Linked DNA regions of Homo sapiens: all the other regions are linked to region 3. A link is an interaction called in ENCODE POLR2A ChIA-PET data of the cell type or tissue named here. Cell type or tissue: PC-9. All regions are shown on one strand.

Region 1 (8,000 bases), 690 kb after region 3:
TTTAATTACATTTGTATCATATTGTCATTTTGGTGATGCCAAATCTGTTTATTTAGCATAATTTCCTTTAAATAAAACTTTTAAGTTTAAAGCAATGAACACCTATTGCTGAAAAACCCAGAAAGTACAGAAAATCCAAAAATAAAAATACCACTTAAATATATATGTGCATATCTATATGTATTCTTTTTGGTCGGTTTTGAATGAATATATTTTTAAATATTAGAGTTTATTTCTTAGAGCAGTTTTAAGCTTATAGAAAAATTGAACAGAAAATAAGAGTTCCCCTATATACCCCCCACTCCCCCTACCCCCTGCACCAAGTGCCAGCCATGACTTATTCTCCCCAACCTTTTTAAGAGAGTCCCACTCTGTTGACCAAACTGGAGTGCAGTGGTGCGATCATAGCTCACTGCAGCCTTGAACTCTTGGGCTCAAGCAGTCCTCCCACCTCAACCACCGAGTAGCTGGGACTATAGGTGTGCTACCATGCCTTGCTAAGTTTTAAATTTTTTGTAGAGACAGGTCTTGCTATGTTGCCCGGGCTGGTCATGAACTCCTGGCTTGAAGCAGTTCTTTTGCCTGGGTTTCCCAGTGCACTGGGATTACAGGCATGAGCCACCATGCCTAACCCTCTATTATTAATATTTGTATTGGCATGGTATATTTGTCATAATCAGTGAAGTGATATTGATATATTATTAACTGAAATCCATAGTTCACATTAGGGTTCACTTTGTGCTGTACAATTCTCTTGCTTTTGCCAAATGCATAATGTCATTTATTCACTGTAGCATAATCATACAGAAGTTTCACTGTCCTAAAAATCTCATGCTCCACTTATTTATCCCTCCCCACCTGCCTTGCCCCTTAACCCCTGGCAAACTAATCTTTTAAATCTCCACAATTTTGCTTTTTCCAGATGTCATATAGTTGGAATCATACATTATGTGTTTTTTTTCTGACTGGCTTTTGTTTTTTTTAAGGTTCCTACATGTCTTTTTTGTAACTTTACAGCTCATTTCTTTTTATTGCTGAATTGTACTGTATTATATGGATGCATCACAGTTTATTTATCCATTTAACAACAGTTAGTTGGTGCTGGAACTGGACATCCACATGCCAAAAAAAAAAAAAAAAAAAAAAAAAGGCAGGGGAGTTGGGATTAGACACTGACCTTATACCTTTCACAAAAATGAACTCAATATGGATCATAGATGACATCTTGATTGCTTCCAATTTTTTGGCAATTTTGAATAAATCTAATGTAAATATTTGTGTGCAGGTGTGTGAGTGGGCATACATTTTCAACTCACTTGGGTAAGCTGTAGCAGTGAGATTGCTGGATCATATGGCAAAACTATGTTTAGCTTTGTAAGAAACTGCCAAATTATCTTCCAAAACGGCTGTCTATCTAGGCTGTTATAACAAAATATAAACTGGGTAGTTTAAACAACATACAGTTTTGGTGAGGGCCTTCTTCCTGGTGTTTACCTTCGCATCGTGGAGAGAGAAAATTCTGTGTCTCTTCCTCTTCTTCTGAGACCACCAATTCCATCATGGGAACTCTACCTTCATTATCTCATGTAACTTAATTACCTCCCAAAGGCCCCATCTCCTCATACCATCACACTGGAAGTTAGGACTTCAACATATGAATTTGAGGGGAGAGGAGGGACTCAAACATTCAGTCCATAACAGTGATTATACCATTTGGCATTTGCAGCAGCAATGAATGAGAGTTCCTATTTCTTCACATCTTCCCCAGCATTTGGTGTTGTCACTATTTCAGATTTTAGCCATTCTAATAGATATGTGGTAGTATTCTGTTTTAATTTGCAATTCACTAGTGCCATACAGTGTTGAGAATCATTTCATATGCTTGTTTGTCATCTGTACATCTTCTTTGGTGAGATGTCTGCTCAGGTCTTTTGCCCATTTTATAATTGGGTTGTTAGCTTTCTTACTATTAAGTTTTAAGGGTTCTTTTTATATTTTGGAAAGAGTTCTTATATATTTTGGTTATAAGAGTTCTATTTATATATAAAGTTGAGTTGAGTTGGATATAAGTTCTTTCATCTGTGGGTTTTCATTTCATTCTCTTAACTATGTCTCATAGAGCAGAGGTTTTTTGTTTGTTTGTTTGTTTTTTTGTTTTTTGTTACAGAGTCTCGCTCTGTCGCCCAGGCTGGAGTGCAGTGGTGCAATCTCAGCTCACTGCAACCTCTGCCTCCCGGGTTCAAGCAATTCTTCTGCCTCAGCCTCCCAAGTAGCTGGGACTACAGCCACATGCCACCGTGCCTGGCTAATTGTTGTATTTTTAGTAGAAATGGGGTTTCACCATATTGGCCAGACTGGTCTTGAACTCCTGACCTCGTGATCCGCCCACCTCGGCCTCCCGAAGTGCTAGGATTACAGGCATGAGCCACAGCACCCAGCCGAGCAGAGGTTTTCAACTTCACTGAAGTTTAACTTCTCAATTGTTTTATTTTATGGATTGTGCTTTTGGTGTTATATCTGAAAACTCATTGCCAAATCCACAGTCACCTAAATAATCTCCTGTGTTATCCTCTAGAAGTGTTACAGTTTTGCATTTTACATTTAGGTCTGTGATCCATGTTGAGTTCATTTTTATGAAAGGTATAAGGTCAATGTCTAGATTCTATACCCTGTTTTTGTTTGTTTGTTTGTTGTTTTTGCAAGTAGATGTCTAATTTTTCCAGCACCATTTGTTGAAATACTATCTTTTCTCCATTGGATTGCCTTTGCTCCATTTTCAGAGATCAGTTGACCATCTCTATGTGGGTCTTTTTCTGGGATCTTCTGTTCCATTCATCTATTTGTCTGTTTTCCAATATCACACTGTCTTGATTACTTTATATATAAAGTAATCTTCAAAAAAGTCTTTGAAGTCAGGTAGATCAGTCCTCTTACTTTGTTATTCTTCAATGTTATATTAACTCTTTTGGGTGTTCTGCCTTTCTGTATAAACTTTAGAATTAGCTTATTGATAGCCATAAAGTAACTTGTCAGGATTTCAATTGTGATTGTGATGAATTTATATATAAAGTTGAGAAAAATTGACATTGACAATATTGAGTCTTCTATCCATGAACCTGGAATAGCTCTTTATTTATTTAGATTTTCTTTGGTTTCTTTCTTCAGTTTTATAATTTTTGTCATATAGAGCTCATAATGTATTTTATTAGACTTTAACTTCTGTCATCCCTTTATCTCTCTCTCTCTCTCTCTCATTCTTGTGCTAATGTAAATGGTGGTGTGTGTTTTAAATTTCATTGCCCATTGGTGGTATATAGGAAAACATTTGACTTTTTTTTTTTTTTTGAAACAAGAGTCTCGCTCTGTCACCCAGGCTGGAGTGTAGTGGCGTGATCTTGGCTCACTGCAACCTCTGCCTCCCGGGTGCAAGCTGATAATCCTGCCTCAGCCTTCCGAGTAGCTGGGATTACAGGCGTGTGCCACCACACCGGGCTGATTTTCGTACTTTTAGTAGAGATGGGGTTTCACCATGTTGGCCAGGCTGGTCTCAAACTCCTGACCTCAGGTGATCTACCTGCCTCGGCCTCCCAAAGTGCTGGGATTACAGGCGTGAGCCACCACGCCCAGCCACATTTGACTTTTGTATATCAACCTTGTATCCTACAACCTTGATATAGTTACTTATTAGTTCCAGCAGGGGTTTTTTGCTGGTTTTTTTGGGGGGTGGAGGGGCAGGGGCAAGTTGCCAACTCTTGGGATTTCCTACATAAATGACCATGTCATCTGTGAACAAAGATAGTTTTATGTCTTCCTTCCCAATCTGTATACCTTTTCTTTCTTTCTTTTGTCTTATTCCATTGACTTCTGCTACTGACTGATTCCTTTTATTTTTAGTGTTACGTAGGAATGGTGAGAGGGGCCATCCTTGTGTTGTTCCCAACTTAGGAAGAAGGTATCAAGTTTCTCACCATTATGCAGTTTGCTAGCTGTAGGCTGTTTGTAGATGTTCTTTCTTGCTGAGAGTTTTTAATCATGAATAGGTGTTGGATTTGGTGGACTACTTTTCTTGCATCTATTGATATTATTAAATTATTTATCTCCTTTAGCCTGTTGATTTGATGGACTATCTTGATTGATTTTTCGATGATGAACTAGCACTGGATGTCTGAAATAAATTCCAATTGGTCATAGTGTATAATTCTTTATTTATTTATTTATTTATTTATTGATCATTCTTGGGTGTTTCTCGCAGAGGGGGATTTGGCAGGGTCATAGGACAATAGTGGAGGGAAGGTCAACAGATAAACAAGTGAACAAAGGTCTCTGGTTTTCCTAGGCAGAGGACCCTGCGGCCTTCTGCAGTGTTTGTGTCCCTGGGTACTTGAGATTAGGGAGTGGTGATGACTCTTAACGAGCATGCTGCCTTCAAGCATCTGTTTAACAAAGCACATCTTGCACCGCCCTTAATCCATTTAACCCTGAGTAGACACAGCTCATGTTTCAGAGAGCACTGGGTTGGGGGTAAGGTCATAGATCAACAGGATCCCAAGGCAGAAGAATTTTTCTTAGTACAGAACAAAATGAAAAGTCTCCCATGTCTACTTCTTTCTACACAGACACGGCAACCATCCGATTTCTCAATCTTTTCCCCACCTTTCCCCCCTTTCTATTCCACAAAACCGCCATTGTCATCATGGCCCGTTCTCAATGAGCTGTTGGGTACACCTCCCAGACCGGGTGGTGGCCGGGCAGAGGGGCTCCTCACTTCCCAGTAGGGGTGGCCGGGCAGAGGTTCCCCTCACCTCCCGGACGGGGCGGCTGGCCAGGCGGGGGGCTGACCCCCCCACCTCCCTCCCAGATGGGGCGGCTGGCCGGGCAGAGGGGCTCCTCACTTCCCAGTAGGGGCGGCCAGGCAGAGGCGCCCCTCACCTCCCAGACGGGGCGGCTGGCCGGGCGGGGGGCTGACCCCCCCACCTCCCTCCCGGACGGGGCGGCTGGCCGGGCGGGGGGCTGACCCCCCCACCTCCCTCCCGGACGGGGCGGCTGGCCGGGCGGGGGGCTGACCCCCCCACCTCCCTCCCAGACGGGGCGGCTGGCCGGGCGGGGGGCTGACCCCCCCCCCACCTCCCTCCCGGACGGGGCGGCTGGCCGGGAGGGGGGCTGACCCCCCGCACCTCCCTCCCGGACGGGGCGGCTGGCTGGGCGGGGGGCTGACCCCCACCCCCCTCCCAGACGGGGTGGCTGCCGGGCGGAGACGCTCCTCACTTCCCAGATGGGGTGGCTGCCAGGCGGAGGGGCTCCTCACTTCTCAGACGGGGCGGCTGCCGGGCGGAGGGGCTCCTCACTTCTCAGACGGGGTGGTTGCCGGGCAGAGGGTCTCCTCACTTCTCAGAGGGGGCGGCCGGGCAGAGACGCTCCTCACCTCCCAGACGGGGTCACGGCCGGGCAGAGGCGCTCCTCACATCCCAGACGGGGTGGCGGGGCAGAGGCGCTCCCCACATCTCAGACGATGGGCGGCCGGGCAGAGACGCTCCTCACTTCCTAGATGGGATGGTGGCCGGGAAGAGGCGCTCCTCGCTTCCTAGATGGGATGGCGGCCGGGCAGAGATGCTCCTCACTTTCCAGACTGGGCAGCCAGGCAGAGGGGCTCCTCACATCCCAGACAATGGGCAGCCAGGCAGAGACGCTCCTCACTTCCCAGACGGGGTGGCGGCCAGGCAGAGGCTGCAATCTCGGCACTTTGGGAGGCCAAGGCAGGCGGCTGGGAGGTGGAGGTTGTAGCGAGCCGAGATCACGCCACTGCACTCCAGCCTGGGCACCATTGAGCACTGAGTGAACGAGACTCCGTCTGCAATCCAGGCACCTCGGGAGGCCGAGGCTGGCGGATCACTCGCGGTTAGGAGCTGGAGACCAGCCCAGCCAACACAGCGAAACCCCGTCTCCACCAAAAAAATACGAAAACCAGTCAGGCGTGGCGGCGCGCGCCTGCAATCGCAGGCACTCGGCAGGCTGAGGCAGGAGAATCAGGCAGGGAGGTTGCAGTGAGCCGAGACGGCGAGATGGCAGCAGTACAGTCCAGCTTCAGCTCGGCATCACAGGGAGACCGTGGAAAGAGAGGGAGAGGGAGACCGTGGGGAGAGGGAGAGAGGGAGGGGGAGAGGGAGAATAATTCTTTTTATACATTGTTAGGTTTGATTTGCTAATATTTTGTTGAGGATTTTGCATCTACATTAATGAGAGCTATTAGTCTGTTTTCTTTCTCATGATGTCTTTATGTGGTTTTGGTATTAGTGTAATATTAGCCTCATAGAATGATTTAGGAAGGATTCCTTCTGTTTCTATTTTCTGGAAGAAATTATACAGAATTGGCATCATTTGTTCCTTAAATGTTTAGTAGAATTCACCAGTGAAACTATCTGAGTGTGGTGCTTTCTCTTTTGGAAAATTATTGTTTATTCTATTTCTTTGATCAATATAGAGACCTATTCAGATTACCAAATTCTCCTTGTGTGAATTTTGGTAGATTGGATCTTTCAAAGAATTGGTTCAATTCATGTTAGCTATCAAATTTGTGGGTACAGTGTTATCCATAATATTCCTTTATTATCGTTTTAACGTCCACGTGATTAGTTGTTGTGGCCTGTCTTTTATTTCTAATATTAGTAATTTGGGTCTTCTCCCCTTCTTTCTCAGTTAGCCTCACTAGAGGTTTCTTCATTTTACTGATATTTTCAAAGAACTAGCTTTTCAGTTTGTTAATTTTCTCTGTTGTTTTTCTATTTTCAGTTTCATTGATTTCTTCTGCTTACTTTGGATTTAATTTGTGCTTTTTTCTAGTTTGCTAATATGGAAGCTTAGATAATTGGGTTTAGCTTTTTCTTCCTTTTCATTATGTGTATTCAGTGCTGCGAATATACATTTAAGTACCACTTTTGCAGCGTTCCACAAATTTTAATGTTTTATTTTCATTTAGTTTAAAATATTTTTTATTTCTTGACATTTCTTTGATTCTTGTGTTATAAATAACACAAAGTGCTTCAGCTATCTTTTTGTTAATGATTTCTAGTTCCATTGTGGTTTGAGAGCATACTTTGTATGATATCTGTTCTTTTAAATTTATATTTGACCCAGCCATCCCATTACTGGGTATATACCCAAAGGACTATAAATCATGCTGCTATAAAGACACATACACTTGTATGTTTATTGTGGCACTATTCACAATAGCAAAGACTTGGAATCAACCCAGATGTCCAACAATGATAGACTGGATTAAGAAAATGTGGCACATATACACCATGGAATACTATGCAGCCATAAAAAATGATGAGTTCATGTCCTTTGTAGGGACATGGATGAAATTGGAAATCATCATTCTCAGTAAACTATCGCAAGAACAAAAAACCAAACACCGCATATTCTCACTTATAGGTGGGAATTGAACAATGAGAACACATGGACACAGGAAGGGGAACATCACACTCTGGGGACTGTTGTGGGGTGGGGGGAGGGGGGAGGGATAGCTTTAGGAGATATACCTAATGCTAAGTGACAAGTTAATGGGTGCAGCACACCAGCATGTCACATGTATACATATGTAACTAACCTGCACATTGTGCACATGTACCCTAAAACTTAGAGTATAATAAATAAATAAATAATTTGTTAAGGTGTGTTTTGTAGGCCAGAATATTGTTTAGCTTGGTGAAATGTTCCCTGTGAACTCGAGAAGAATGTGCATTCTACTGTGGCTAGATGAAGTATTCTATAAATCAATTAGATTGATGGTGCTGCTCAGTTCAACTGTGTCTTTACCAATATTCTCCCTGCTGGTTATGTCAATTACTGATAGACAGGTATTGAAGTCTCCAAGTATAATAGTGAATTTGTATATTCTCATTGCAATTCTGTAAGTTTTTACCTTATGTATTTTGACAGTCAGTTGTTAGGTGCATTATACATATTAGGTATAATTGTGTCTTCTTGGATAATTAAACCTC
Region 2 (8,000 bases), 440 kb after region 3:
ATGCATTAATACATTAAAATCCACACTGCGATACACAGTTCTATGGATTTTGGCAAATGCATATAATATGTATCTACCCTCATAATCAAGACACAGAACTCCTGCTGCCCATTTGTAGTTAACCTCTCCCCCTAAGTTCATCGCCCTGGAAAACACTGATCTATTCTCTATGGCTACCATTTTACTTTTCCGAATGTCATACACAGTTGTCACTCCTTATCTGAGGGAAATTAGTTCCAAAACCCCTTCAGATACTAAAATTCACAGATGCTCAGGTCCCTTATGTAAAATGACCTAGTGTTTACATATACACACACATCCTCCTGGTACTCCAGTCATCGCTAAATATAATATACAATGTAAATACTATATACATCGTTGTTATGTTGTTTATATGTATTATTTTTGTTGTATTTTTTTTACTATAATATTTTCTATCCATATTGGTTGAATTCTCAGATATGGAACTAGTGGATATGGAGGGCCAACTGTAAGTGACATTGTAGTTATATAGACTTTTGGATCAGCCTCTTTTACTTAGAAAATTCATTGAGATTCATTTATGTTGCGTGTATCAATAGTTCGTTCCTTTACATTGCTGAGTAGTAATCTGTGGTATGAATGTACCATGGTTAGTTTATCCATTTGTCTGTTGAAAGACGTTTAGCTTATTGCTGGTTTTTGGCAATTATGAATAAAACTGCTATAGACATTCATGTATAGCTTTGTGTGTGATCATAAGTTTTCATTTCACTTGGGTAAATACCTAGGAGCAGATTGCTGGATGATATGGTAAGCATATGTGTAATTTTGTATGAAACTGCCAAATTGTTTTCCAAAGTGGTTGTACCATTTTGCATTTCCACCAACGATGTTTGAGAGTTCCAGTTGCTCTACATCCTTACTAGCACTTGGTAGTATCTGTTCCTTTTTCTTTCTTTTTTTTTTTTTTAATTTTAGCTCTTATAATAGGTGTATAGTTGTATATCATGTGGTTTTAGTTTGCATTTTCTTACAATTGACTTTTGGTGTATTTTTATTTTCGTGTGCTTTAAGATATCTTCCCTTTTTTTTTTTTTTTTTTCTTTAAAAGACAGAGTCTTGCCGTGTTACCCAGACTGGAGTGCAGTGGTGTGATCATCACTCACTGTAGCCTCAGACGACTCTGAACTCAAGCAGTTCTTCTACCTCAGTCTCCCGAGAAGCTGGGACCACAGGTGTGTGCCACCATGTCTGGCTAGTTTTTAATTTTTTTGTAGAGACAAGGTCTCACTGTGTTGCCCAGGCTGTAAAATATCTTTCTTGAGCTGGTCCTGATGGCACAAGTGTGTAATCCCAGCTACTCAGGAGGCTGAGGCAGGAGAATCGCTTGAGCCCAGAAGTTTGAGATCACCCTGGGCAACATAGCAAGACCCTGTCTCAAAACAACAACAACAAAAACTTTTCTTTAACATTCCGAGAATGCTTATTGGCTTTAAAAAACAATGATAGTGGCCAGGCACAGTGGCTCACACGTGTAATCCCAGCACTTTGGGAGGCTGAGGCAGGCAGATCACGAGGTCAGGAGATCGAGACCATCCTGGCTAACATGGTGAAACCCTGTCTCTACTAAAAATACAAAAAATTAGCCAGGTGTGGTGGTGGGCGCCTGTAGTCCAGCTACTGGGGAGGCTGAGGCAGGAGAATGGTGTGAACCTGGGAGGTGGAGCTGGCAGTGAGCCAAGATCGTGCCACTGCACTCCAGCCTGGGCGACAGAGCGAGACTCCCTCTCAAAAAAAAAAAAAAAAAAGTTTTTTTCCAAAATAGAATAGTAAATGGCCCTGACAAGGTCTTTGACAAGCATTGGGGTTGCACACTCAACTGTATCACACAATTCCAGGGGACATCATTCACATAAAATTTTTTTTTCTTTTTTCCTACTGGAGTTGTGCAGTGTAGCAGTCTGGGCTATATATTTACAGTTATTATCTAGGATTATCAGTGATTAGGTTCCATGGAAAATTTGAGTACTACCAAATGATGCATTTAAAAAGCATTTTTCAATGTTTCTCTGAAATGAAATTTTTGTCCAGGAGCTAGTTCTGAAGAAATGCCCTACAGGCAGTATGTCTAATGGATCAGACCTGGGAGACATAAAGGCCTATTTCAGGTACTCAACTCTGCCATTTACTGCATGAGTGACCTTGGGCATCTTGTCTAGCTTCTTTGAGTTCATTCTTTATCAGCAAAACAGGATTGATAATCTCTCCTTTTTATAGATGTGACAAGAATTATAAATAATGCATGTAAAATATCTGATGTAGAGCAGACCTCTTCAAGTTGCAACTGCTTTTACTTCTGTTTATTAGCACTTAGTACTGATTAGCCACAGCTTTTTATCAAACAAAAGCTTAGGGTATCAGCAAAGCAGAAAGAAAAGAATTTGAAAAACAATTGAAAGCATTTACTACCTAACATTTAAAAAAATACTGAAGTAGAATTAGGAAAGAAATAAGAATTTATTGGATTAAATGTTAGCTGTTTAGTATTGTTTTTATTTTGTATTTAATAGGGAGAGAATAGAGGGCTATACTATTATATTTTCTGTACTTGGGACCTCCAAAGGTCTTAATTTGGTCTTATCACCACTAACACCACCACTGCCATCTCCATGTCATGCTTGTGTTAAAGAAAGACTTTGAAATACGTCACCTAATGTTTAGGGTCGTAGAAATGCAATTTACTGTTTTGGGACTAGAGTACATGAATTCATATTACTTGACATCATTAGTTCTTCCCAGTAAAATGAGAATATTTGAGGTCCCAGAGTATTTTATAAGGTTTTAAAAACTTCATAATTTCTTAATGTTTTTTTGTTATTACCCATAGTGATTACAATAAAATCCTTAAAACAGCAAGGAAGGAGAACCAAGGAGATTAGATGTGCTTTATGGATGCAAGGAGAGAGGTTTAGCAAGCAATGGAGTAGGGAGTAAAGAAGAGGAGTTTAGCCTGAGTTTCTGGATCTAGGAAGTAATGTAGAAGTCTTAACTGTAGAAGAGTCTTTATAGTGATAGTGATTTTTTTTCTTTGATTTTAAATTATTTCTGCTTTGGTGTTTTCTGTTTGTTGGACATGTTGGTTTCATACCTCTGTATAGTAAAGAGGTTTTAAAACTTTGACCCAAACTATTTTGGCTCACACTTTTACTTCTCATATGGGCTTTTATAATAATATGGAGAGAGGGGATAAGAAGTTGTCTAAAGTAAAATCAAAAGTTGTTTGTCCATTTCCTCTCTCAAGTAAGAATATATCAAGAATATTTCAGTCTAGCCATTTTGTAGCTTGAGATTAGAGAAGGAAAGTTTACATTCACATGTTACCTTCATCTGCCTTTCTTGTCTTTGACCTGTTACAACAGAAATTAGGCAGTTTTTTTTTTCCCCTCACATATTCATTCTCTGCTTCTCTCAAGTTAATGAAACCTAGATAGAGGGCCCAATTGCCACTTGCTGAAAGAACAAATTTCTGAAGTTCTCTTGTAGCAAGTTACTACCTTGTGACTAAATTCTGGTCAGTTAGATGTCAGTAGAAGTATTTGGTATTTCCCAGAAGTCTATTTAAAGGAAGAGCTTTACCATTCTTTATCATTTTTTCCAGCTGCCAACTTAGATCATGAGGATAGGGGCTATACTTGTAAGGATGGTAGAATGGAGAGCTGGAAAGACCCTGTATATTTATGTCATGGTAGAGCAGCTCTGGAGTATTATCAGATTATTTTATGTGAGAGAGAAATAAACTTCTGTTTTGTTTATGCCATAGTTATTTTGGATTTTCTTATTATGCATTGCTGAACCCACGATCCTTCACACCTCCATCTAAGGCATCTTCCCTTCTGCTTCCTGTTCTGTGGTTGAACTCTTGGTGCTGTTTCATCTCTCCACTGCTAAGTCCCTGAATTCTCTTGCTCTCCACATTTTCTATAATGATTGTTCACAGGCACAGTGTTGCAGTTAGAAGCTGCTATGCATTGCTAGTTATGTAGCACCTGAAATTTTAATTTTTTAAAAAGAAACTTTAACAGGAATATGAAGGAATGTGTAAGCACAGTTACACATATTTTATTTCCTAATGAAAAATATAATTTCTAAAGAACGATGTGTCCATTAAGTCTCCCCTGCCCTCCAATTTTAGTTGATACAGATTGGTTTGGCTAATTGGCTGCCAGCAGTTCCTCTAGAGAATATGTCTAGATCACTAACAGACCCCTTTTTACTTGCCTCTTTTGGAAAACTCATCCTATCCCTACCCTAGTAACATGATCCAAATGGAAGCTTGTTACTGTCACAGTTATTGGTTCAAGGATGGATATGTAAGCAAAAATACCAGCTCTGTCCTGGGTTTTTAGAACTGCATCTAGCAGAAAGGAGATCCTCTCTACTTTTGAGGCTATAAGGATGTGGACAAACTGGTTTAGGAGGATCATAGTAATAATACTCAGAACAGAAGTAGAGATGGAGGGAAACAAGTCAGTCTTCCTCAGAGAATGGACATGTACCTCATATAGGCTAATTAGAATATTTTGTTTAGTAACTTGATAATTTCAAGTCAGACTCTGTTGGGCACTTGAACTGGAGGGTCATGTGAAGGACAGAAGTTTCTTTAAAGCCATACTCCTAAATGTAAATAAATATATTTAAAAAATTTTAAAGGGTGATAGAAACTATTTCCTTTCTTACTTTGAAGGGGGTTCCTAGCTGGTACATAATTCATACTGTCTCAGTTATTCAAACAAATTACTCATTTAATAAAGCATTTCATGGAGAGGAAAAGAAACTACAAGTTTTTTCTCTATGGATGTGGAGTACTTTTAAAGGAAAATAAATGCTCCCTTAAACACCAATAGCAACAATAAAATATGCACAAAAGCCTCCTAGTGTTGAGAAACCATCACGTAAGTGCTGAGCACTCTAGTTCTGCTCGTGGATCTCTTTACAAATAGAAAATTATCTTATCTCTTATGTTTGTTAAAGCATTATTTGCCATAGCTAAGATATAGAATCAACCTAAGTGTTCATCAACACATGAATGGATAAAGAAAATGTGTGTGTGTGTGTGTATATATATATATATATATATATATATATATATATATGTACACACACACAGTGGAATACTGTTCAGCTTTTCAGGAGAAGGAAGTCTTGATATTTATAAGAACATGGAAGAACTTGGAGGACATTATGCTAAGTGAAATAAGCCAGACACAGAAAGACAAATACTGCGTGGTCTCACTTATATGTAGAATCTAACAAAGTTAGACTCATAGAAGCAGAGAATATAATGGTGATTACCAGGAGCTGTCAGCTGGGGAGAAATGGGGAGATGTGGTTAAAGTGTACAAAGTTTCAGGTATTTAGAGGAATAAATTCTGGAGATCCAGTGTACAGCATGGTTGACTGTAGTTAATAATAAAGTGTTGTATACTTGAAAATTGCTTAGAAAGTAGTTTTTTTTTTTTTTAAATTGAAATGGGATCTCACTGTGTTGCCCAGGCTTATCTAGAATTCCTGGGCACAAGCAATCTTCCTGCCTCAGCCTACTTAGTAGCTGGGATTACAGACATATGCCACCATGCCCAGCTAGAGAGTAGATTTTAAGTGTCCTTACTATTAAAACAAAAAAAGCTTGGATATATGAGATAATAGGTATGTTAATTAGCTTGATTTAATCATTCCACAGCGTACACATATATGAAAACATCCAGTTGTACACAATACATATGTGTAACTTCTATTTGCCAATTAAAATGAAGTTTAAACATTGTATCCATCTGGAGTTCCTCTTGTGGGAAAATGACTTCTTTGGCCACCTAAGGTCTTTTTTTTTAAACTCTTAAATTTGAGACATCTATAGTTGGTATAATTGGTAAGTCACAAGTATTAGTGAGAATTTTATTTGGGTCCATGAAGAACCAATACAGGCAATAAAACACACCAAGAATTAGGGAAAAGCTAAAGCATAGTCCAATTATCTCAATTATTGTAAATGAGAAGTACCCTTCACCTAAATGAGGCTGAGTAGAAACTTCCTTACCTCTGCAACAATTTATAACTGTGGAATTAGAATTTAGATTCAAGCTAGCAAAACTAGAGCTACATTTTATACTCAAAACTATGTCTGCCACTTAAAAGAGGAAAAAAAAGAATGAATATAAGCTGGTTATATTGAAGTATATTTTACACAGATTTTTTTTAGTAGTTAATTTCTTATTTAGATAACTAGGAAGGGTAAGTGGAAAGATACATATGTTTTTAAAGAGGGGCAGGTAACTTTTAATTTTCTTTGTAACTTTCAGAATTTCTTTCCCTACTTGATATATGGAGACCTACTGTAGAGGATGTTTGTGGAGTTAGAAGAGATTAGGGTTGTTGAAATACAGATGTCAGTTTAATTGTAATTCATAGTATTGAACCTTAGAATAGTGACCATTTTCTGTTTTCACAAATTTTAGAAAAGTATACATATATGTTGATAATTATTAAAAAATTTGAACCAAGCTTTCGTTCACAGTGAGATTTGTTTAGTAGGTAAATTATTTTATGTTTAAAAATGAGTACAGGTCTGGGCATGGTAGTTTACACCTTTAATCCCAGCACTTTGGGAGGCCAAGGCAGGTTAATCACCTGAGGTTGGGAGTTCAAGACCAGCCTGGCCACCATGGTGAAACCCCATCTCTACTAAAAACACACACACAAAAAAAAAAATTAGCCGGGTGTGGTGGCACATGCCTGTAATCCCAGCTACTTGGGAGGCTGAAGCATAAGAATTGCCTGAATCCGGGAGGCAGAGGTTGCAGTAAGCTGAGATCGTGCCACTGTACTCCAGCCTGGTGACAGAGTGAGATTCCATCTCAAAAAAAAAAAAAAAAAAAAAAAAAAATCAGTTTGTATTTACTCAGATTTTTTTTTTTTAATTATACTTTAAGTTCTAGGGTACATGTGCACAACGCGCAGGTTTGTTACATATGTATACATGTGCCATGTTGGTGTGCTACACTCATTAACTTGTCATTTACATTAGGTATATCTCCTAATGCTATCCCTCCTCCTCCCACAACCCCACGACAGGCCCCGGTGTGTGATGTTCCCCACCCTGGGTCCAGTTGTTCTCATTGTTCAGTTCCCACCTATGTTTACTCAGATTTAATGGGATTTTATCTGGGTTTTCAAAGGGCTCCCAGATTTAATCTGGGTTTTCAGAGGGCTCCCTAGATAATTCTTAGATGCATCCAGATTGAGAAGCATGAATCCAGAGCAAAACAGAAACAGCTAAGGGTGGACTTTTTTTTTTTTTTTGAGGCTGAGTCTTGCTCTGTTGCCAGGCTGGAGTGCAGTGGCGCGATCTCGGCTCACTGCAGTCTCCACCTTCCGGGTTCAAGTGATTCTCCTGCCTCAGCCTCCTGAGTAGCTGGGATTACAAGCATGTGCCACCACACCCAGCCAATTTTTGTATTTTGTATTTTTAGTAGAGACATGTCGGCCAGGATGGTCTCAATCTCCTGACCTCATGATCCGCCTGCTTCAGCCTCCCAAAGTGCTGGGATTACAGGAGTGAGCCACCACGCCTGGCCAAGGGTGGACATTTGAGGGCACAAACATTTGAGGTACTGACCATCATAAATACATACATACATACATACATACATACAGTATAGGCCCGCTGTGGTGGCTCGCACCTGTAATCCCAACACTTGGGGAGGCCGAGGCAGGTGGATTACTTGAGCTTAGGAGTTTAAGACCAGCCTGGGCAGCATGGTGAAATTCTGTCTTTACCAAAAATACAAAAAATTAGCTGGGCATGGTGGTACTTGCCTGTGATCCCAGCTACTTGGGACGCTGAGATGAGAGGATTGCTTGAGCCCAGGAGGCAGAGTTTGCAGTGAGCCAAGTTGGGCCTGGGTGACAGAGTGAGACCCCATCTCATTAAAAAAAAAAAAAAAATTAAGAATACAGTATAG
Region 3 (8,000 bases):
CTTAGCATGAATGGAGCTTGTGGGCCTGGAAGTTGCTCTGGGTGAGTGAGTGAATGAGTGGTGAATGAATGTGAAGCCCTAGGATATGAGTGTACACTACTGTAGACTTTATAAACACTGTACACTTGTTACTGAGCAGACATTATGAAAAATAAAAATAAACACGGTATGCTTAAGCTACACTAAATTTATTCATACGCTTTTTTCTTTCAATAATAAATTAAACCTAGCTTACTGTAAATTATTTACTTCATGAACTTAAAAAATTTTTTTACAGCTTTTTGACCCTTTTGTAATAACAGTTTAAAACACAAGCACATTGTACTGCTGTACAAAAATATTTTCTGTATATTTTTATTCTGTAAGCTGTTTTCTACTTTAAATTTTTTAACTTTCTTTTTACCTTTTAAACTTCTTTGTTAAAAACCAAGACACAAACGCACACATTAGCCTGGACCTAGACAGGGTCAGGATCATCAGTGTCACTGCCTTCCATCTCCACATTTCATCCCACTGGAAGGCCTTCGGGGACAGTGATAGGCATGGAGCTGTCATCTCCTAGGATAACAGTGCGTTCTTCAGGAATTCCTCCTGAAGGACCTGCCTCAAGCTGTTTTATAGTTAATTTTTTAAATAAGTAGAGTTACACTCTAAAATAATAATATATAGTATAGTAAACATGTGAATTAGTAATGTAGTTGTTTATTATCATTATCAAGTGTTATGTACTGTACATAATTGTATGTGTTATACTTTTATAACACTGACAGTGCAGTAGGTTTATTTACACCAGCATCACCACAGGCATGTGAGTAATGCTTTGTGCTACAACATCATGAAAGCTGTGTTACTAGGCTGTAGGGATTTTTCAGCTCCATCATAGTCTTAACGGGACTGCCGTGGAATATGGGGTACGTTCTTGACCAAAACATCCTTATGTGGCACATTACTATATTAGTTTATATCATATATGTGTGTATAGTTTATAAGTTGATACATACTTAGTTTATATTATATATTTTAAAGATATATGTGTATATTATATATGTATATATTTTATATATATACATGTGTGCATATAAGTGTATGTATGTATATGTACGTATGTATGTATGTATGTATGTATAAAGCCTGACCAGCAAACTTGAAAACATTCTGTACACAGAAACACCTAGCCTGGGGCTGGGTGCAATGGCTCATATCTGTAATCTCTGCACTTTGGGAGGCTGAGGCACGCGAATCTCCTGAGGTTGAGACCAGCCTGGCCAACTTGGTCAAACCCTATCTCTACTAAAAATACAAAAATTAGCCAGGCCTGGTGGCAGGCACCTGTAGTCCCAGCTACTCAGGAGGCTGAGGCAGGAGAATCGCTTGAACCTGAGAGGTGGAGGTTGCAGTGAGCTGAGATCATGCTATTGCACTCCAGCCTGCATGACAAGAGCAAAACTCTGTCTCAAAAAAAAAAAAAAAAAGAAAAAAGAAAAGAAACAACCAAGCCTGGGCTGGGCACCGTGGCTCATGCCCGTGATCCCAGCACTTTGGGAGGCTGAGGCAGGAGGACTGCTTGAAGCCAGGAATTTGAGACCAGCCTGTGCAACATGGTGAGGCCCATCTCTATTATAAGAAAGAAAGAAAGACAGAGAGGGGAGAGAAAGTAAGAAAGAAAAGAAAAGAAACATCTAGCCTGTGCCCTGTCAGGAGCAGGGGTAAACTCAACTCTTGGGTTCCCTTTTTGCCATATCGTGAGTGATCAGTTGCCTCATGATTAGAGAAGGTGAGAGAGGTACTGTTAGGCTTAACATTTGTTAGGTTATACATTAAATAATGGGAGAGCTGGCCTTGGAACCTAACAGTTAGGTATAACATTGTGTTGATGGGAAAACAAATAAGGTCTAAAAACCAATGAACTTTGAGAACACAGCTTCTGCGTATGTTGTGGCCTGCCTATCTAAGTAGGTGTAGGGGATGAGGTATCACAAAACTAAGCACTTTGAAATCCTTTTCCTTTATTTTTCTAAGAAATTTATGGTTAACAAAAGTATAATAATGTAATTAAGAGCCATTTTTCTATAACTGAGAATTAACATTTGCTAACATCTTTTTTTTTTTTTTTTTTTTTGCTTCTGGTTATTTGTTTAAAGGAAAAGCAATTAGAAATATAGCCAAAGCCTCCTTTAACCCTATCCCCAGTTCAGTGTGCCTGCCACCCTTCCCAGAAGCAGCCCTTATCATAAGTTGTGTGTGCATCCTTCCACTTCACTTTTAATCCTTTTATGCATTCATAAACAACTGGATTTGTGTTTTTAAAAATTCACATAAATTGTCACACTGTCATTTTGCCTTTTTTCATTTCACAGTAAAAAAAAAAATAGAAACAGAGTCTTGCTTGATCAGTTGGAGTCTTGTCAGATTTCTCTGATGGTCGTAATTTTGGAAAGACAATCTCCCTTTAGAATTGTGAGAGGGTCCTGAATTCTGCTAAGATGTAGGTGTAAAGGATAACCAGCGATTATTCCGGAGGTCACAAGATTTAGAGCTTTCTCAATTACTCCTGTAGATAACATCCCAATTGCAGAACCTAAGATTGGCTGTTTGAGATGTCTTTTCAGATTTTTGCATTTCTGACTGGCTGACTCCACACAGACAGGTCCTGTGGCCCCACCCACAGGCTGACTCAGTGCCGGAGGACCATCTTCCTTCCACATCCCTATGATTTCATCCCCAACCAGTCAACATTCCCATTCCCTAACCCCCTGCCCACCAAACTATCCTTGAAAAACCTCCAAACCTTTGGGAAAATTGATTTGAGTAATAACTCTGTCTCCAGTGTGGTGTTGCCAGCTGCATGTCAGTTAAAGTCATTCTTTATTGCAAGGCTGTGGTCTTAGTGAATTGATTGTGTCTGTGCAGCAAGCTGGAAGAACCCGTTGGGCGGTTACAAAATGAGTAAATCTCAAAGAGGTGGCATAGACTTCAGGTTTAACTACAGTGTTCAACTGAAACAAAGAAGGATGTTGGGGAGGCCCGGAATGGGGAGGTGACCGGGAAAAGCACAGTAAACAAGGATAAGGTTTGTTATGCAGGTTTAGGCAGGTGCCTTCTCCATTGGTAAGAGTTCCTAGTGGCTTAGAGTCATCCTTGTCTCCCTGGTACAGAAAGAGAGGCAAATGGAGATTTCCTTTTATAGATGTAATTTTCCCTTACAAATGAGGTAACTTCTACTCTGTTTTCAGAGCTTTTCCTTTGTCTGCTGTTTCTCAAAATAATCAGCTCAAAGTAATCCTTATGCCAAAGAAGCCTATCGTGGGAAGACATATTCTGGTCTCCTACAGTCATGTTTTGAGGTGGCATATTCTGGTCTCCTGCACATTCAAAATGTTAGGTTATTTAGAGAATTTTTGTTTGTTAAACATTTAAAAGGTTTGTTATCTTTGTTTATCCTTTACTAGTTGAGAAGAAAAGTACGTTACTGTTTTTAAATTATGAATGAAGAAAGTACTATTTGAGGTAAAACTTTGCGCATCAACCTCTGAGCTGAAATTTAGTGACTATTGCCACTACTAAAAATCTTGTTTTATCAAACCTTCAACCTAAATTAACAGACAGAGGCTCTCTAAAAGAACATGACACTTATTTGGGAATAGTGTATTGCAGTGGGAATCTTTGTGCCACAGTAAACTATGTGCATATTCAAGGAGGTAAAGGAAGACAAAGGTTTTTCAAGGAATAATGAGGATTATATAATTCTTTTAAGATAATTATTATTGGCTACAAGGATCAGTAACAAGTGTGACCAGTCTGAGATTGGACAGGCAATTGCTGGACAGATGTCCTTGTGGAGATATTTTTTGTGTAAGGTTGTGATGACCTTTGTGCAGGATTGTGGTTTTTGCAGAGTCATTTGGGATAGTTTTTGTTAATCAGGCATTGATGCATGAGAACCCTCTCTTCATAGCTGTCCCTGGCTTTATTTGTCAGGATTTTTAAACACAAGTGACTCCATTTTGATTTTGACAGTGTTCACAAATGTTAGCATTGCATCAGAATCCACTGGAGGACTTGTTAAAAGAAGTTGGGTGGACCCCACCAGCTAAGTGAATCTATAGGTCTATACTGAGAATACCTGAGAATTTACATTTCAAACAAGTTTAGCTTAGTTTCTGGAGAACCTGTTTCTTGAGTAAGAGGAATGGTTTCTATGACTCATAGCAGCATTATTCATAATAGCCAAAAAATGGAAACAGCCAAATTGTCCACCAGCTGATAAACTGCTAAACGAAATGTGATAGATCTACACAGTGGAATATTATTTGGTGAAATAATATGAATAAAAAGAAAAGGAGTACTGGTACATGCTACAGCATAGATGAGCTTTGAAAACATTATGTTTGTGAAAGAAGCCAGCCACAAAAGACCACAGCTTTTATGATTCCATTTATATACAATTCCAAACAGGTAAATTTATAGAGATAGAAAGTAAATTAGTGGACCAGGCATGGTGGCTCATGCCTGTAATCCCAGCACTTTGGGAGGCCAAGGCTTATGGATCACTTGAGGTCAGGAGTTTGAGACTAACCTGGCCAGCATGGCGAAACCCATCTCTACTAAAAATACAAAAAATTAGCCAGGCATGGTGGTGGGTGCCTGTAATCCCAGCTACTTAGCAGGCTGAGGCAGGAGAATCGTTTGAACCTGGGAGGCAGAGGTTGCAATGAGCCAAGATCGCAGCACTGCACTCAAGCCTGGGCAACAGAGTGAGACTCCATCTCAAAAACAAAGAAAGTAAATTAGTGGTTAGCAGTGGGGAGAATGATAAACTGGATTTGATGCTTAAGAGGTGGGGGGTTACTTTTCAGGGGAGTGAAATGTTCTAAAATTGATTGTGATGGATGCACAAATCTATGAATATGCTAGAAGTCATTGATTTGTGCAGTTTAAATGAGTGAGTTGAATGGTATATGAATTATATCTCAATAAAGCTGTTAAAAAAATACACCAGTTCTTAGTTCTCCATGGGACCTGTTAAGAAAAAAAAGAGAAATATACCAGAATATACTAGTTCTTAAAAGAAAATTATTCATTGTTATGAACAGCTGACCTGTAATACACAGATAGTCATCAGAATTCATAACTTGACTTTTCAGATATGAGTTAGTTACTAACTGCATTGGAAAATCACTTGTTCATTCTGAAGAAATGATTAGGAACTCCAAAGAGAAGGACACTATGTTGGGAAAATTTTAAGCATTTTCCACCTTGTGGTATGACATATTTCCATGTTTTTGTCAGGTGTCTTAGCTTAGAAATAAACCTCCATTTTTCTTGCGTTGTACTTGGCTGCTTTCCCGCAAGAAAGCTGAAGATGGGACTTCTGATTAAGGAGTTCCTGGCTGGGAGCTTTCCTTCCTAGACATCTAAGTGCCAGAATGCCAAGGGGAAGATGGGTTCATGCATTAGCCTTTGAATATTATTAAGTCGTATGGATTTGAATAGGCTTGTACTGGGGTAAAGGAAGTGAATTTTCTTCCCACTTGATTTTGTGTCATTCAGAATTCATTAACTCACTTAGATAAAACAGTACAGTTGGTCTTCCATATCCGTGGGTTCTGCATCTGTGGATTCAGCCAACCACAGATCAAAAATATTTGGAAAAAAGATTGTGTCTGTACTGAATAAGTACAGACTTATTTTCTTGTTATTATGTCAATCTAAAAGGAAGAAGCTCAGGCAAAGTTAATGTAAGTAGAGAGTTTATTTGGGCCAAGCTTGAAGATTGCAACCCAAGAGCATAGATTCAAGTTGCCCTGAATATACACTCTAATTAGCAGCAGTTACAAGTAGGTTTTTAAAGGACAAGAATAGTTACCCAGGGCCAGGTGAGGTGGCTCACGCCCGTAATCCCAGCACTTTGGGAGGCTGAGACCGGCAGATCACGAGGTCAGGAGATCGAGACCATCCTGGCTAACATGGTGAAACCCCTTCTCTACTAAAAATAGAAAAAATTAGCTGGGAGTGGTGGCACACTCCTGTAGTCCCAGCTACTCGGGAGGCTGAGGCAGAAGAATCACTTGAACCCAGGAGGTGGAGGTTGCAGTGAGCTGAGATCGCACCACTGCCCTCCAGCCTGGCAGAGCCAGACTCCGTCTCAAAAAAAAAAAAAAAAAAAAAAAAAAGAATAGTTACCCAAAAAGCTGGCTGAAAGAAAAGCAAAAGAAAAGAAGAGGCGATTCCTAAATTGTTTACCAAGACTCTACACTAAAATTACATAAGGTATACATTATTCTTTGTATCACAAATTCCAGGAACATGAAGATAATGGATGAGGCAGCTAGGGAGGAATGAAATGCCTTTAAACAACTGCCCCCGGACATGGGTGTTGGGAGCATAAATGAAGTCCTATACTTGGTCTCTCTGGGCCTGATAAATTTTGCATACCTCACATAACTCAGACTGCTCTGAGCTATTTTTCTTTTCTCGATTGCAGTTACATTGTACTAGGAGGTATTATAAGTAATCTAGAGATGATTTAAAATACAGGCGTGCACTATATAACAATCAACAGACTACATATACCACAGTGGTCTGGAAAGATTATAGTACTGTATTTTCACTCTACCTTTTCTGTGTTTAGATACTTTTAGATATACAAAGGCTTACTATTGTGTTACATTTGCCTACAGTATTCAGTACAGTAATATGCTGTACAGGTCTGTGGCCCAGGAGCAGTAGGCCACACTATACAGCCTATGCGTGTGGTAGGCTATACCACCCAGGTTGGTGTGAGTATACTCTGATGTTCCCACCATGATGAAATCACCTAAGAAGGCGTCTCTCAGAATGTATCCCTGTAGTTAAGCTACTCGTGATTATATGGGAGGGTTGTATAGGTTTTGTGTAAATACTCCAGCATTTTATATCAAGGACTTGAGCATCCACAGATTTTGATATCCTGGGAGATCCTGGAACCAATCCCGCATGGATACTGAGGGATGATGGTATATCATAGGCAAATCTTTATTTAATGATCTTACCAATTTCTTATATATTTTTCTATCCCATTCAGCTTATACGCATGACTGAGAAATGCAGTCTGTGTTTCATTTAGGCTGGTGCTTTATTTTAGCTGCATGAGTGTCAGGAATGGAAAAAGAATTATGATTCTGGGACAACTTTCTTATTCCTCCCAAGTCGGATTCTCATGGTGACGTCAGTCTGTTTTTTGAAGTATTATAACCTTTTAAACAGATCATCCTTCAAATTCATGTTCAAAAGCAAATATCAAAGCGTATTCTAAAACCAGATGTAAATTAATTTTAGATTGGCTGCCATCGTAGATGATTCATATCACTGCTCCCCTCATCATCACAGATAATTCTTTCATGCTTCTCAAAGGGACTAGGAGCTCTACCTCAATGGGTATTTCGGAAATAAATGACTCAATTTTGAAGTTTCCCAGGGAGATTTTTATGTATCTTGAAATCTCAAAAAAAAACATGTCTCACTACAAAGATTAGGAATGCCAAGGAAGGTGAACGCCAATCCTGTTAACCAGACGCTCCCTCATTACTATACCTTGTATACAGGAGCTCTCCCATGAGACCACATTGTGTCCACAACCATTGCCTGATGCACTCAGCAAGTCAATACACCAAGGGGTTGGCTGGGCGTGGTGGCTCACGCCTGTAATCCCAGCACTTTGGGAGGCCGAGGCAGGTAGATCACCTGAGGTCAGGAGTTCGAGACCAGCCTGGCCAACATGGTGAAACCTCATCTCTACTAAAACTACAAAAATTAGCTGGGCGGGGTGGTGGGCACCTGTAATCCTAGCTACTTGGGAGGCTGAGGCAGGAGAATCACTTGAACCCAGGAGGTGGAGGTTGCGGTGAGCCGAGATCATGCCACTACACTCCAGCCTGGATGACAGAGACTCCGTCTCAAAAAAATAATAATAATAAAATAAAAAAAAAGAAAGACCGGGGTTGCAGCAGAGAAGGAGGTTT

The links. ChIA-PET counts read pairs that join two places held together with the same protein. Peaks named below come from ENCODE experiments on the same cell type or tissue, not always from the same donor. Only the 100,000 strongest peaks of a DNase experiment are listed, where the experiment ranks them.
Region 1: POLR2A ChIA-PET joins it to region 3 with 6 read pairs; 2 of 35 experiments call an interaction of 5 or more read pairs at or near these places.
Region 2: POLR2A ChIA-PET joins it to region 3 with 10 read pairs; 1 of 35 experiments calls an interaction of 5 or more read pairs at or near these places.

Annotation. Positions count from the first base shown.
Region 1 is chr14:65,687,397-65,695,396 of GRCh38, forward strand. The region is part of intron 7 of FUT8 (fucosyltransferase 8); the gene reads left to right. Among named protein-coding and RNA genes, the nearest start is that of MIR625, 220 kb to the left of the region's middle. RefSeq lists enhancers at 4,130-4,692, 5,255-5,816. In PC-9, no CTCF peak of the experiment used is centred here; no DNase peak of the experiment used is centred here.
Region 2 is chr14:65,434,857-65,442,856 of GRCh38, forward strand. All of the region lies in intron 1 of FUT8 (fucosyltransferase 8), which reads left to right. Among named protein-coding and RNA genes, the nearest start is that of FUT8, 26 kb to the left of the region's middle. In PC-9, no CTCF peak of the experiment used is centred here; no DNase peak of the experiment used is centred here; H3K27ac peaks cover 2,342 bases.
Region 3 is chr14:64,994,669-65,002,668 of GRCh38, forward strand. All of the region lies in intron 3 of CHURC1-FNTB (CHURC1-FNTB readthrough), which reads left to right. All of the region lies in intron 1 of FNTB (farnesyltransferase, CAAX box, subunit beta), which reads left to right. Among named protein-coding and RNA genes, the nearest start is that of FNTB, 12 kb to the left of the region's middle. In PC-9, no CTCF peak of the experiment used is centred here; DNase peaks (open chromatin) are centred at 2,933 and 4,143; H3K4me3 peaks cover 2,418 bases; H3K27ac peaks cover 5,361 bases.